Linked DNA regions of Homo sapiens: region 1 is linked to region 2. A link is an interaction called in ENCODE POLR2A ChIA-PET data of the cell type or tissue named here. Cell type or tissue: Panc1. All regions are shown on one strand.

Region 1 (8,000 bases), 210 kb before region 2:
AGGTATTTGTCCTAATGCTCAAGACTGGGTAATTTTTAAATAATACAAATTTACTTCTCATTACTCTAGTTGCGGAGAAATCCAAGATCAAGGTGCCAGCAGGTTGTGTGTCTGGTGAGGGCTGCTCTCTGCTTCCAAGATGAGGCCTGTTGCTGCATCCTCCAGAGGGGACAAACCCTGTGTCCTTGCATGGCAGTAGGGTCAGAAGGGCAAGAGGCGGTCCCTTCAACCTTGAGTCCTTTAATAAAGGCACTAACCTCATTCAGGACAGCCGAGCTCTCATGACTTAATCACCTCCTAATGCCCCACCGCTTATTGTTATTGCCTTGGGGATTCAGTTTCAACATATATTTTGGAGGAGACACTATCATCCAAATCACAGCAGTGTTCATGCCTGATTCCCTCCATTTTCATCTCATAGGAGGCAAGGTTGTTGAAGATGAGGGAATAGGGGTTGAGTTGAGAATGGATAAGATTCAGGAAATTAGAGTTAGAGAGGGAGGTAACCAAATACATTGCAAAGGACTAACGGGCAGCAGTGAAGGATCAGCCAAGTTTGGGGACCATTGGTTTATGGTGTCATCAAGTCACATGGCTAAGCACAATCTGGAAAATACGATGGGACTATAGCTGTACAGGCTAGTGGGGTTTATCTGCCATCATCTCTGTACCTGAAGGTGGACCTTGTTTTGCCATAGAAGCTGCCATTCTTAAGGTGGGCTCTGACCCTTCGTTTTGCAGTGAGTCTGTTTTCCGAGCAAGGCTCTGATTGAATGTCCAGTGTGCTTTAAGGTCCTGTCTCCTCTGTGTGTCTGTCACCCAGCAGCCAGTTGGCCACTGTTCTAGCTCTGATGGCTGGGGGAAACTGTGCTAGATTATACAGAGAGGCACTAAAATCTGAGCCCCTGAAAAATTGTTATGGATTTCTTATACTCATAAAAAAAGAAATTATTCACCAATCAGTGACACTTGTGAAAATCTGCCTGAATTAAAGTCAGCAAAAAAGGACATCAAATTAGTCCACACTACTGGGGAGGGAGGTTGGAGTGTGAAGATTTGCAGGAGAAATCATGTCCTTTTTTGGATACTGCCACCTTTTAGGTAAATGCCCAAGAACTAAAGAATGTAGATCAGTTATAGGAGTTAGAATTCCTACTGCATTCTCACGTTTACCTATATTATTCCATTAAGTAATCAGCAATGCTATGGAGATGATATTATGGCCATTAAAGGAAAAAGAGTCTGAGTCTGATCAACTTTCCCAAGATCAATAGCTGGTAATTGGTGAGCTGATTGTTCCTGACCCCACACCTACACTTTTTCCCACACACAGGTGTACCTCATTTTATTGGCATTGCTTTATTGCACTTTGAAGACACTGCTTTTTTTTTTTTTTAAACAAATTGAAGGTTTGTGGCAACCCTGAGTTGACCAAGTCTACCAGCACCATCTTTTCAAAAGCATATGCTCATTTTCTGTTTTTGTGTCAGACTTTGGTAATTCTCACAATATTTCAAGTGTTTTCATTATTATTCTATCTGCTATGGTGATTTGTGATCAGTGATCCTTGATGTTACTATTGTAATTGTTTTGGAGCTCCATGAACCGTGCCCATATAAGACTGTGAACTTAATCAATAAATGGTGTTTATGTTCTGACTGCTCCACCGACCTGCCATTCCCATCTCTCTCCCTCTCCTCAGGCCTTCCTATGCCTTGAGTCACAATAATATTCAAATTAGGCCAATTAATAACCCAATAATGGCCTCTATGTGTTCAAATGAAGAGTTACAATCTGTCACTTTTAATCAAAAGCAATAAATGATTAAGCTTAGTTAGGAAGGCATGTCAAAAGTCAAAATAAGCCAGAAGCTAGGCTTTTTGTGCCAGATAGCCAAGTTGTGAATACAAAGGAAAACTTCTTGAAGGAAATGAAAAGTGCTACCCAAGTGAACATACAAATGATAAGGAAGCGAAACAGCCTTTTTGTTGATATGGATGAAGTTTGAGTGGTCTGGAGAGAAGAACAAACCAGGCACAACATTCCCTTAAGCCAAAGCTTAATCAGAGACACATTGTGACTCTCTTCTTTTTTTTTTTTTTCCGAGACAGAGTTTCTCTCTTGTTGCCCAGGCTGGAGTGCAATGGCACGATCTCGGCTCACTGCAACCTCTGCCTCCCGGGTTCAAGTGATTCTCCTGCCTCAGCCTCCTGAGTAGCTGGGATTACAGGCATGCGCCACCGTGCCTGACTAATTTTGTATTTTTAGTAGAGACTTGGTTTCACCATGTTGGTCAGGCTTGTCTCGACCTCCTGACCTCAGGTAACCCACCCGCCTCAGCCTCCCAAAGTGCTGGGATTACAGGCATGAGCCACCGCGCCCGGCCAACTCTCTTCAATTCTATGAAAGCTGAGAGAGGTGAGGAAGCTGAAGAAGAAAAGTTTGAAGCTAGCAATCGTTGGTTCATGGAGTTTAAAGAAAGAAACTGTCTCTGTAATATAATGCAAGGTGAATTCCTAGTGATGATGGAGAAGCTGCAGTAAGTTATCCAGAAGATCTAGCTAAGATCATTGATGAAGATGATTACACTAAACAACAGATTTTCAATGTAGACAAAACAGCCTTCTATTGGCAGGAGATGCCATGTAGGTCTTTCATAGCTTCAAAGGACAGGCTCACTCTCTTGTTAGGGGCTCAGGCACCTGGTGACTTGAAGTCGAAGCCAAAGCTCATTTACCATTCTGAAAAGCCTACGGCCCTTAAAAATTATGCTAAATTTGTGTGCTCTTATAAAGTGTGCTCTATAAGTAGAACAACAGAGCCTAGATGAGAGTATCTCTATTCACAGCATGGTTTACTGTACACTTTAAGCCTACTGTTGAGACCTATGGCTCAGAAAAAAAGATTTCTTCCAAAATATTGCTGCTCACTGACAATGCACCTAGTCAACCAAGAGCTCTGATAGAGATGTACATGGAGATGAAAGTTGTTTTCATGCCTGCAAACATGACATCTGATTTGGTTTGGCTGTGTCCCCATCCAAATCTCATCTTGAACTGTAGCCTCCATAATTCCCATATGTTGTGGGAGGGACCTGATGGGAGATGATTAAATCATGGGGGTGGTTCCCCTATACTGTTCTCATGGTAGTGAATAAGTCTTATGAGATCTGATGATTTTATAAGGCGTTTCCCCTTTCGCTTGTCTATCATCATTCTCTCTTGTCTACCACCATGTAAGACGTGCCTTTCATCTTCCACCATGACTGAAGCCTCCCCAGCCATGTGGAACTGTGAGTCCATTAAGCATCGCTGTTTTATGAATTACCTAGTCTCAGGTATGTCTTTATCAGTAGCGTGAAAACAGAGGAATACGACATCCATTCCACAGCCTACGGATCAAAGAGTCATTTGGACTTGCAAGTCTTCTTAGTTAAAAATACATTCCATAAGGCTATATCTGCCATAGATAGTGAGTCCTCTGATGGACCTGGGCAAAGTCCATTGAAAACCTTCTGGAGGATTATTTGTAATCCAAAGGATAAATGCTTGAGGGGATTGCTTGAGGGGATGGATACCCCATTCTCCATGATGTGCTTACTTCACAGTGCATGCCTGTATCAAAACATCTCCTGTACCCCATAAATTTATACACCGTGCACCCAAAAAAATTTGAAAAAATAATTTAAAAATTAAAAAAAAAAGAAAAACTTCTGGAAAGGAATCACCATTCTAGACGCCATTAAGAACATTTATGATTCATGGGAAAAGGTCAAAATATCAACATTAGCAGGAGTTTAGAGGTTGATTCCAACCTTCGTGGATGACTGAGGGGTTCAAGACTTCAGTGGAGGAAGAAACTGCAGATGTGGTAAAAAGTGCAAGAGAACTAGAATGCGAAGTGAAGCCTGTAAATGTGACTGAATTGCTATAATTTCATGATCAAACTTGAACAGAGGAGTAGTTACTTCTTATGGATGAGCCAAGAAAGTAGTTTCTTGAGATGGAATCTACTCTTGGTGAAGATGCTGCGAACACTGTTGAAATGACCACAAAGGCTTTAGAATATTACATCAACTTAGTTGATAATATAGTGGTAAGCTTCGAGAGGATTTTGACTCCCTTTTTTTTTTTTTTTTTTTTTTGAGACAGGGTCTCCTCTGTTGCCCAGATTGGAGTGCGGTGGCACAATCACGGCTCACTGCAGACTCAACTTCCCAGGCTCAGGTGATCCTCCCAACTCAGCCTCCTGAGTAGCTGGGACTTCAGGGATGTGCCACCAGGCCGACTAATTTTTCGTATTTTTAGTAGAGATGGGGTTTTGCCATGTTGCCTAGGCTGGTCTCGAACTCCTGGGCTCAAGCAATCCTCCTATCTTGGCCTCCCAAAGTGCTGGGATTACAGGCGTGAGCCACCACGCCCAGCCTTGACTCCAATTTTTTTTTTTTTTTTTTGAGATGGAATCTCGCTCTGTTGCCCAGGCTGGAGTGCAGTGGCATGATCTTGGCTCACTCAAGCTCCGCCTCCTGGGTTCAAGCCATTCTCCTGCCTCAGCCTCCTGAGTAGCTGGGTCTACAGTGCCCGCCACCACGCCTGGCTAATTTTTTCTATTTTTTAGCAGAGACGGGGTTTCACCGTGTTAGCCAGGATGGGCTCGATCTCCTGACCTCGTGATCCACCCACCTTGGCCTCCCAAAGTGCTGGGATTACAGGCGTGAGCCACCGCGCCCGGCCCCTTGACTCCAATTTTGAAAAAAGTTTTACTGTGGGTAAAATGCTGTCAAACAAATATTGCACGCAACAGAGAAACCTTTCATGAAAGGAAAAGTCAATTGATGTGGCAAACTTCATTGTTGTCTTATTTTTAAAATTGTCACAGCCAGCCGGGGCAGTGACTCATGCCTGTAATGTCAGCAGTTTGGGAGTCCAAGATGAGTGGATCGCTTGAGGCCAGAAGCTTGAGACCAGCCTGGGCAACATAGCGAGATCCTGTCTCTACAAAAAATACAAAGTGAAAAAAAAATTTATTTTAAAAAGAGACATTGCCACAGCCACCCCTACCTTTAGCAACTACCACCTTGATCACAGCAGCCATCCACATCGAGGCAAGACCCTCCCTCCGCAAGAAGATTATGACTTGCTGATGGCTCAGATTACCATTAGCATTTTTTAGCAATAAAGTATTAGGTACTTTTTTGTGACATTATGCTATGACACACTTAACAGACTACAGTATAGTGTAAACATAACTTTTATATGCACTGGGAAACAAAAAATTCATGTGACTCACTTTATTGTGATATTCATTTATTGTAGTGGTCTGGAACTAAACCCACAATATGTCTGAGGCATGCCTGTATTGCCCAGAGAGAAAGTTAGACTAAAATGAAACATACTAGGTGAATTATAGTGTAGGTGGCAGAAAAATGTGACGAGTTCTATGTAGCATATCTACCGTAGTAACCTTCACCACGGGGAGCCAGTCAGAGGTAATCCATTGCAGGGGTGTCTGTCGTATCCAGGCTTCAGGGAACCTACTTTGAGGGTATAAGAAATATGTCTATTCTTCTCTGTTTCTGAGGCCTTAAAGTAAGGTCTGATGATCGTGGAGTTAGGTGTAGCATCATGTAAGAATTAGAAGCAGTCAGAGAGGCAGGGCACAGTGGCTCATGCCTGTAATCCCAGCTACTCGGGAGGCTGAGGCAGGAGAATCACTTGAACTCGGGAGTTGGAGGTTGCAGTGAGCCGAGATCGTGCCACTGCACTCCAGCCTGGGTGACAGAGTGAGACTCTTGTCTCAAAAAAAAAAAAAAGAAGCAGTCAGAGAAATGAGCACGTCTGCCTTTTTAGTTCTAGAGACCTAACTCCTCTTGAAATAGGAAAGGATGCATATGCTAATTATGCTTAAGGATTTGTAATCCTGATTTTAACTCAGCAAAAAGATCACCAGCACACTGAAACTCCTTGCAGCTTTGCCATAGACCCACTGGGAGGGTTAAAGGAAAGTGTTTTTTCTCTTCATCCTTGTGCCTCTTATACTACCTCCTTTTCTCAAAATAACAACCTATCCCACAGAGGTCAGTGGGAAAGAGGAGGTATGCTCTCTTCTAAATGGCTGGGTCTTTGAATGTAGTCAGGAGATTTCAAATCATAGATTGCATAAAAGACTCCCCTTTCCCACAGCCAACATAGTTGTTCTCTGCTTCTCATTATGACACATAATCTGTAAAAGAAAAAAAGAGCTTGAAACACCCACCATCTCTTTCAAGGTGTCCCTGGTTCCTCTTTTCTGTTCAGGATTGAAATTGCCTTGCCTGCCAGTCACTTCAGGTAGATGGATGTGCTTTGCTCTTGCTTCCTAATGTGGGACAGTGATCAGGCTTGGCGAATTTCTTCCAACTCTCCCACTGACTTATTATGCCACTCACCCCTATCCATTGGCACTGGCTGGGAAATGTTGATAAAGAAATTACATGCAGCCTGGCATAGTGGTGCATGCCTGCAGTCCCAGCTGCTCAGAAGGCTGTGGCAAGGAGTTCAGGGCTATAGGACCCCATGTTCATGCCTATGAATAGCCACTGTCCTCCAGCCTGGACAACACAGTGAGACCTCATTCATAAATAAATAAACACATAAATAAACAGAAATCACACTCAGTGGATAAATGGAATGTGGTATAAACATACAATGAAATATTATTCAGCTTTGAAAAAGAAGGAAATTCTGCCATATGCAACAACATGGATGAGCCTGGAGGACTATATGCTAAGTGGAATAAGCCAGTCACTGGAGAACAAATGCTGCATGATTCTGCTTATATGATGTATCTTAAAATAGTCAAAACTCAGGAAACAGAGAGTGGAACGGTGGGTGCCATGATGTAGAGGGAGAGGGAAAGGGAAAGGGGAATTGCTGTCCAGTGGATCTAAAGTTATGCAAGGTGAATAAGTTCTCGAGATCTGCTGTACAACGCTGCGCCACCATTAACAAAACTATATTGTGCACTTAAATATTTGTTAAGAGGGTAGATTTCATGTTAAGTGTTCTTACCACAGTAAAGAAAAAAAAGAAGGAAATCACACTCGGATAGCTTCCACTTAAGTAGATTCAGACGCAATTTTCTGCGAGTGTTAGAGAGAAGAGAGCCCAAATAGACTGGGGTCAGAAGACGGGGATTGGCCACAGCAGATGTCCGTGGGGAAGAAACTTTGTAGTTTGAGTACAAGTTTTTTCAAATGAAGTTATCTGCTCTGCCTCACAGGGTCCTGCGAGGATCTAATTAGATGCCTGTTTGTGAGTTTTGAAATACTAAGTGATGATAATTTAAGTAAACACATGTTCACAAAGGCCTCCCAAAAGTTCCTCCTGACTTTATGTGATTCACTAACCCAGGCCTGTACTCTCTATTGTGGGTCTTCTTAAATATCTGTTGTGGGGTGAGAGGTTTGAAGAATTATAAGTGGGGGAGTTTATAAAGAGTGCTTACTTCTTAAATAGGAAGAATCCCATTCAACTGCATTTTCTGTTTTGTTTTGTACTTCCACTGAGGGACAGATTAACAGAGTAGCTGGGGAAAGAAAGGAAAGGGAGGAGTCTATAAGCCTCACCATCAGGTGCCTATACGGTGTCTGGGGAGGCTAGATTTACTTATGTAAAAAGAACTGCCCAGCAATACAAGGCTTATTATCTGATTAAGTATTACACAAATAGATGGTATGAGTCATGGTTAAACGGCTTGCCTGGCTGACACAGCAGAGAAAATTATTCTGTAAGATGCATTTGAATGTGCCCTAAGGGAGATGGGTGGCAAAAACTGTTAACCACATCTGGGTTGAACAATCTGTAAAAAAAAAAAAAGCATGACCAGAATGTGAAAGAGATCAACTCAACACCCATAGAGCTTTAAAACCCCCATTCTAACTTTCAGAGAAAATCTGCTGATGTTGACTATGGGTGCTACTGTGCTGGTGAGATTGCCCCAGTCTAACACTCAAAATGACC
Region 2 (8,000 bases):
ATTTTTAGATGATAAACATCTGTGGGACAAGAGTAATTACTGAATAAGTGGTGTTGGTTCAATTGGTTAACCATTTAAGGAAAAACATATTTCAATTCCTGTCTTATTTCAAAATAAATTCAAGGCAGTGTTTCATGTAAAATATAAAGTAATCAAAATGGTTGAAAATTTTGTGTGAAATGTGAAATTTTAAAATATAATTTTGAAGTAAATTTTAAATATAATTTTGAAGCAGAGCACAACCCCACAAGTGAAAAAATAAAACATGCAATTCATTTGTGGAAAATATAAAGTTACTGTTTGGCTAAAATAAAAGTTACATAAATATAGTTTTTAAAAAACAACCAATAAAACTAAGAAAATATTAAATACCAAATAACTAAATAAAACTCTTAAGGTGTATTTGGCTTACCTAATTCACCAAACAAGTCTACAGAAATTTGAATTTTGATACTCTCTGATCTCAATTATTCTTCCTTTTATTAATACTTTTTATAAACACTTGTGGACTCAAAAAAGTGTTGGATTTTTTCTTAAAGTTATCAAACTATTTTTTTTTTTTTTGAGACAGAGTCTCGCTCTGTCTCCCAGGCTGGAGTGCAGTGGCACGATCTCGGCTCACTGCAAGCACTGCCTCACGGGTTCACGCCATTCTCCTGCCTCAGCCTCCCGAGTAGCTGGGACTACAGGCGCCCACCACCACGCCCGGCTAATTTTTTGTATTTTTAGTAGAGATGGGGTTTCACTGTGTTAGCCAGGATGGTCTCGATCTCCTGACCTCGTGATCCGCCCGCCTCGGCCTCCCAAAATGCTGGGATTACAGGCGTGAGCCACCGTGCCCAGCCTAAGTTATCAAACTATTTTAATCTGTGCACTGCCAGTCTATTGCCTTATTTATTTAACTATTTGAAAATTCTTAATATATCTAAATGAATGAATGTGGTAAGTTGCAATAAATATTTACAAAAGCAGAAGGGAGACTAGATTTCACCGAAGAGCTGTGAATTGCAGATCCCCTGACCTGGGTGATAATTGATCATGCCCTGAGAATGCTAGAATGGGGATGCTGAATTTGGCATTTGACTATTAAGTCGACCCCAGGCCAAATATGAAACCAGATAGATTATGGCAGAACATTGAGACCAAGGTGAACTACAAAGCTTCCAAAATATACACCAGTAGAAGCATCACGAAATTTTTAGAAAGATAAATAATTGTCTTGGTTATGTCTGGGGAGTGGAGACGAGGCTGGGGTAGGGAGACTTTTGCTTTTCATTTCATATTGTTTACTTTGAAGTTTTTATCATGTGCATTTATTACTTTAAAACAAAGTCGGCTGGGCACAGTGGCTCACGCCTGTAATCTCAGCACTTTGGGAGGCCGAGGCGGGTGGATCACGAGGTCAGGAGATTGAGACTATCTTGGCTAACATGGTGAAACCCTGTCTCTACTAAAAATACAAAAAAAAATTAGCCGGGCGTGGTGGTGGGCACCTGTAGTCCCAGCTACTCGGGAGGCTGAGGCAGGAGAATGGCGTGAACCAGGGAGGCAGAGCTTGCGGTGAGCTGAGATCACGTCACTGCACTCCAGCCTGGGTGACAGAGCGAGGCTCAGTCTCAAAAACAAAACAAAAAACAAAGTCTAAGGGCAATTCCTTGCTGAAGGACAGGATACACAGAATCAGAAAGTTTGCTGTTTAGTATCAAATAAATATTTGTTGTTGTGGCATTTTCTTTTTTTTTTTTTTTTGGACAGAATCTTGCTCTGTCACCAGGCTGGAGTTCAGTGGTGCGATCTCAGCTCACTGCAACCTTCGTCTCCCATGTTCAAGCAAATTTCCCCTGCCTTGGCCTCCCGCGTAGCTGGGACTACAGGTGCACGCCACCATGCCCGGCTAATTTTTTTGTACTTTAGTAGAGACGGGGTTTCACCGTGTTGACCAGGATGGTCTCGATCTCCTGACCCTCGTGATCCACCCGCCTTGGCCTCCCAAAGTGCTGGGATTACAGGATGAGCCACCTCGCGCGGCCACATTTTATTTTGAATAGAAGATTAAGATTAGCAGACCACTTTTCTTTGCCATCGTGGTGTGTGCTTGCCTTCGCTTCTCCCCATGTCTCCTCACAAGACTTTCAGGATTAAGCGATTCCTGGTCAAGAAACTAAAGCAAATCGTTCCATTCCCCAGTGGATTCAGATGAAAGCTGGTAATAGAATCAGGCACACTACAAAAGGAAACACTGGAGAAGAAGCAAGCTGGATCTGTAAGGAATTGCACATGAGATGGCACACATATTTATGCTGGGCCGAGGTCAGACCATCTTACCGTATCAAGCTGAAAATGCCACCACTATCTGGACAGTTGGACATATTTTATTGGGAATATATTTTTTCTTTCTATGTGTGCTATGAAGGGATTGGTTGGCTGGGTTCAGTAATGAATGTGTGAGGCCTTTACTTTAAAAAAAAGAAAAAGATTAGCAGACCTCTGAAATGCCCTTCTGATGATAATATATGACAATTCCTGTATCAGGATAATTGACTTAGTTGTGTTTTGGCACCCAACAATCGTTGCACAGGCAACCTAGGATGTATTCAAATGCTACAAAGGAATAAGGAACATATTTAACATATTGGACTAAATAATATTGAAAGACATGAAAACTTTAATTCAGTTCATTGATTATGTTTTTAGTCTTCTCTTATCATATTTATCATATCTTTGATTCAAATAATTTTTACCCAAAATGACTTTATAATTAATGATAATAATGTGCAGCAAGACAGAATATTGATCAATGAAACTTGGAGAAATATGAATGACTAATGTCTCTTGAGCACTTATAATGAGCCAGACACTATGCTAAGTGCTTACCATGAGCTATAATAATCACTGCTCATAACACCCCTGTGAAGCGTGTGCTCGTATTTTCTCCATTTTACAGGTGATAAACATGAGGCTTGAAAGGGTTTACAATTTTGTCCAAAATTTAAAGTAATATATATTTACTTTATATTTTACATGAAATGCTGCCTTGAATTTATTTTGGAATGAGACAGGAATTGAAACTTACATTTTCCCCTAGTTCTGAGATTCCAACCTAAGCAATGTGATTTGATATGTGCCTGTTATTTCCTGTTACTCTTGCTACCTGCCCCACGGGAGAGGACGGAGAGGATGATTCAGAACGCATTTCAGTTGCCTGTGGAAGCCACTTTATGACTTCCCAGTGGATCAGGAGGGACAAGGATAGGGAGGGTTTGGGGGGACAGAGTCACCTCCCCAGTGAATAAAATTGGTATTCCATTTCTGACAAAATGTCATTTGGGCTCAAGAAGAAACCTGTACTTTTTAGAGCATCAGTAAAATTTGTTCAGATTTTTAAATGGATCGGTGTCAGGTATGACTCTATCTGCTCACAGAAGAGTAATCGTAATGAAAAAAGACCTCAATTCAACATCACCAATTCTTCCTGTAACCTAAATACCCTAATGCGGTGGAAACACTACAGGGTTTCTCAAAATGTGTGGGAATGCCAATAACACACACTCGGCAGCAGGCTGACCTTGGGCGAGGGCCAGAGGAGACAGAAGACAAGAAGCAACAGAGCAGAGGAAGCGATGAGCTCAGGTCTGAGGGAGAGGAACCAGAGCCTTATCTGCTGCGTGTGAGTACGAAGCAACCTGTGGCTGGAAGAGGAAATCACATAAACATTTGAACAAGGAGGCTCCCTCTAATCCTTAGAAGTCCGTGCTTGCCCTCTGAATGACTGAAGCCCATAGAAAGATGAAATTTACAACCAAGCCACCGGTTTGCTGCAAACATTAGGGCCACAAGAGACAACCCAGCCTGAAAGGTCAGGGGCCCAAGGTTCCACGGCCCAGAAAGCTCTGGCCACTGTGCTCAAATGTTCCACTGTTGAATCTTTTCTCTTCTTGGTAAAGTTTGGCTTCATGACTGAAAACAAAGTACTGAAACTTGTAAATCACTTACAAATTCTGTTTCCATTTTTCTTGTCTGATATCCAATTATTCCGGAGCCTGGCAACTCTAAGTTCATCTAATTAATCTGAAAATTCAACCTAATTGGCATGTGAATGGTGCGGTATACAAAAGCACCAACACCACATTCCTGCACACAGGTAAATGCACGGGCTGCATTCATGCCTCAGCCGGTAAATGAAAAAACACATCCAGACTACCAAGTGCCTGCCAAGTATGAGAGTGCACGGAAACCCTAGGCCCTGAATAAATGCAGCCATGAGTCACTTAACCACAGGACATGTTCTGTGAAACACATGGTAGGCAACTTTGACACTGTATGAACGTCATAGAGTATACTTACATAAACCTAGATGGTCTAGCCTCCTACACACATAGGCTATACGTGATATCCTACTGCTCTTAGGCTACAAACCTGTACAGTATGTTACTGTACTGAATACTGTCAGCAACTATAACACAATGATAGGTATTTGTGTATCTAAACATAGAAAAGGTAGAGTAAAAATATGACAGAAAAGACTAAAAAATGGTACACTTGTATAGGGCACTTACCATAACTTTTATACCAAAAACTATAAAGATACCAGTGGAAAACTTCCAAATTGTTCAAATGTATATTTTGGAAAGAACATTAAAAGTTACAGAAAAGAAGGTTGTTTCCATGCAGTTCAGAAGATCCAACCATCAGTTTAGAGGGAACAGAAAAATATGGTAATGACATCATGATGCAACCATCAGAATGCAGACTGCAGGCAGCTCTAGACTTTGCTACTCTAAGTGTGGTCCATGGATGGTCAGCATCCACCTCACCTGGGAGCTTGCCAGAAATGCCACATCTCAGACCCACTGCAGATCCCTGCACTAAAGCAGAATCTACTAATTTATTTATGTATTTATTTTTTGAGACGCAATCTTGCTCTTGTTGCCCAGGCTGGAGTGCAGTGGTGCAATCTCGGCTCACTGCTCAACTGCAACCCCCAACTCCTCCTGCTTCAGCCTCCTGAGTAGCTGGGATTACAGGCACCCGCCACCACGCCCGGCTAATTTTTATACTGTTAGTAGATACGGGATTTTGCCACATTGGCCAGGCTGGAGAATCTACTTTTTAACAAGATCCCCAGGTGGTTTGTATACACTTTAGCATTTGAGAAGTAGCACTCTATTGGAGAAGGCACCCAATTTCTTCAACAAATAAATTACAACCAAAAGAAAAAGAGAGAAGGTAATAAATAGATTAAAAGAGGTAAGACAGCCTGAGCAACATGACAAGATCCCATCTCTACAAAAAATTTTTAAAAACTAGCCAGACATGATGATGTGTACCTGTAGTCCCAGCTACTAGGGAGACTGAGGCGGCAGGATCGCTAAGTCTAGGAGTTTGAGACTGAGGTGAGCTATGATCATGCCACTGCACTCCAAGCTGGGTGACAGAGTCAGATCCTGTCTATAAAATAAATAAGTAAAAGAGATTAAGAGACCTTCAATAAGATGCAATGTGTGGACTTTGCTTGGATTCTGAGATTTTATTTTATTTTTTTTTTTATATACAGTTTTTACAATTTCAATAGCTTTTGGGGTACAAGTGGTTTTCAGTTACATGGATGAATTGTATAGTTAAGTCTGAGATCTTAGTGTACTCGTCACCCAATTAGTGCACATTGTACCCAATATGTAGTTTTAAAAAATCTCTTATCCCCCTCCTACTTCCCCTTCTGAGTCTCTAGTATCCGTTTTACCACTCTGTATGCCTTTGCTTACCTATAGCTTAGTTCCTACTTATAAGTGAAAACATATGGTATTTGATTTTCCATTCCTGAGTTACTCCACTTAGAATAATGACCTCCACTTCCAGCCAAGTTGCTGCAAAAGACATTATTTCCTTCTTTTTTATGGCTGAGTAGTATTCTCTCGTGTATATATACCACATTTTCTTTATCCACTCACTGGCTGATGGCCACTTAGGTTGGTTCCATATCTTTGCAATTGTGAATTGTTCTGCATAAACATATATGTGCAGGTGTCTTTTTGATATAATGACATCTTTTCCTTTGGGTACATACCCAGTAGTCAGATTGCTGGATCAAATGGTAGATCCACTTTTAGAAATAGATCTACTTGGGCTGGGTGCGGTGGCTCACGCCTGTAATCGCAGCACTTTGGGAGGCTGAAGCAGGCAGATCACCTGAGGTCAAGAGTTTGAGACCAGCCTGGCCAACATGGTGAAACTCTGTCTCTACTAAAAATACAAAAATTAGCCAGACGTGGAGGCAGAAGCCTGTAATCCCAGCTACTCAGGAGGCTGAGGCAAGAGAATCACTTGAGCCCGGTAGGTGGAGGTTTCAGTGAGCCGAGATTGCGCTATTGCACTCCAGCCTGGGTGACAGAGTGAGATTCTGTCTCAAAAAATAAATAAATAAAATGAAATAAAATAAAATAAAACAGAAATAGATCTACTTGGATGGGTGTGGTGGTTCATGCCTGTAATCCCAGCACTTTCGGAGGCTGAGGTGGGTGGATCACTTGAGCCCACAAGTTCATGACCAGCCTGGGCAACATAGTGAGACCCCCATCTGTTTTTCTTAAGATAAATACATTTTTAAAAAAAGAAATAGATCACTTTGGTAAATCTCCGTACTGTTTTTATAGAGGTTGTACTAATTTACATTCCCACCAGCAGCATATAAGTGTTCCTTTTTCGCCATATCCACACCAACATCTATTGTTTTTTGACTTTTTAATAATGGCCATTCTGGCTGGGGTAAGGTTGTATCTCATTGTGGTTTTAATTTGAATTTCTCTGATGATTAGTGATGTTGCACATTTTTCACATGTTTCTTGGCTATTTGTGTATCTTCTTTTGAGAAATGTTTTTTCATGTCACTTGTTCACTTTTTAGTGGGATTATGTTTTTATTTTCTTGCTAATTTGTTTGAGTTCCTTGTATATTCTGCATATTAGTCCTTTGTCAGATGCATAGTTTGCAAATATTTTCTCCCATTCTATGGGTTGTCTGTTTGATGATTATTTCTTTTCCTGTGAAGAAGCTTTTTAGTTTAATTAGGTGCCATTTATTTATTTTTATTTTTGTTGCATTTACTTTTGGGGTCTTAGTCATAAATTCTTTGTTTAAGCCAATGTCCAGAAATATTTTAGCTAGGTTTTCTTCTAAAATTGTTATGGTTTTATTTTAGCTAGGTTTTCTTCTAAAATTGTTATGGTTTCAGGTTTCAGGTCTCAGATTTTTTTTTTTTTTTTGAGACAGAGTTTCTCTCTTGTTGCCCAAGTTGGAGTGCAATGGCACGATCTCGGCTCACTGCAACCTCCGCCTCCCAGGTCCAAGTGATTCTCCTGCCTCAGCCTCCCGAGTAGCTGGGACTACGGGCACCCGCCACCACGCCCGGCTAACTTTTTGTATTTTTAGTTGAGACGGGATTTCACCTTGTTAGCCAGGATGGTCTCAATCTTTTGAACTCGTGATCTGCCCGCCTTGGCCTCCCAAAGTGCTGGGATTACAGGCGTGAGCCACCGCGCCTGGCCTCATGTCTTAGATTTAAGTCTTTTATCCATCTCGAGCTGATGTTTGTAGATAGTGAGAGATAGGGGTCCATTTCATTCTTCTACATGTGGCTATCCAGTTGTCCCAGCACCATCTATTGAATAGAATGTCTTTTCCCTGATTTATGTTTTTGTATGCTCTGTCAAAAGATCAATTACTTGTAAGTATTCAGCTTTATTTCTCGGTTCTCTATTCTGTTCCATTGGTCTATGTGTCTACTTTTATACCAGTATCATGTTGTTTGGATTACTATAGCCTTGTAGTATAATTTGAGGTTGGATAGTGTGATGCGTCCATATTTGTTTTTTTTTTTTGCTTAGGATTGTGTTAGCTATTCGAGCTCTTTTTTTGGTTCCATATGAATTTTAGGATGGTTTTTTTCTAGCTCTGCAAAAAAAGATGTTGGTATTTTGATAGAAATTGCATTGAATCTGCAGATT

The links. Peaks named below come from ENCODE experiments on the same cell type or tissue, not always from the same donor. Only the 100,000 strongest peaks of a DNase experiment are listed, where the experiment ranks them.
Region 1: POLR2A ChIA-PET joins it to region 2 with 5 read pairs; 1 of 35 experiments calls an interaction of 5 or more read pairs at or near these places.

The regions. Positions count from the first base shown.
Region 1 is chr18:3,511,922-3,519,921 of GRCh38, reverse strand. The region is part of intron 10 of DLGAP1 (DLG associated protein 1); the gene reads left to right. Among named protein-coding and RNA genes, the nearest start is that of GAPLINC, 50 kb to the right of the region's middle. In Panc1, no CTCF peak of the experiment used is centred here; a DNase peak (open chromatin) is centred at 7,718; H3K27ac peaks cover 7,372 bases.
Region 2 is chr18:3,301,776-3,309,775 of GRCh38, reverse strand. No RefSeq gene overlaps it. Among named protein-coding and RNA genes, the nearest start is that of MYL12-AS1, 43 kb to the right of the region's middle. In Panc1, no CTCF peak of the experiment used is centred here; DNase peaks (open chromatin) are centred at 3,525, 3,772 and 4,245; H3K4me3 peaks cover 1,191 bases; H3K27ac peaks cover 4,266 bases.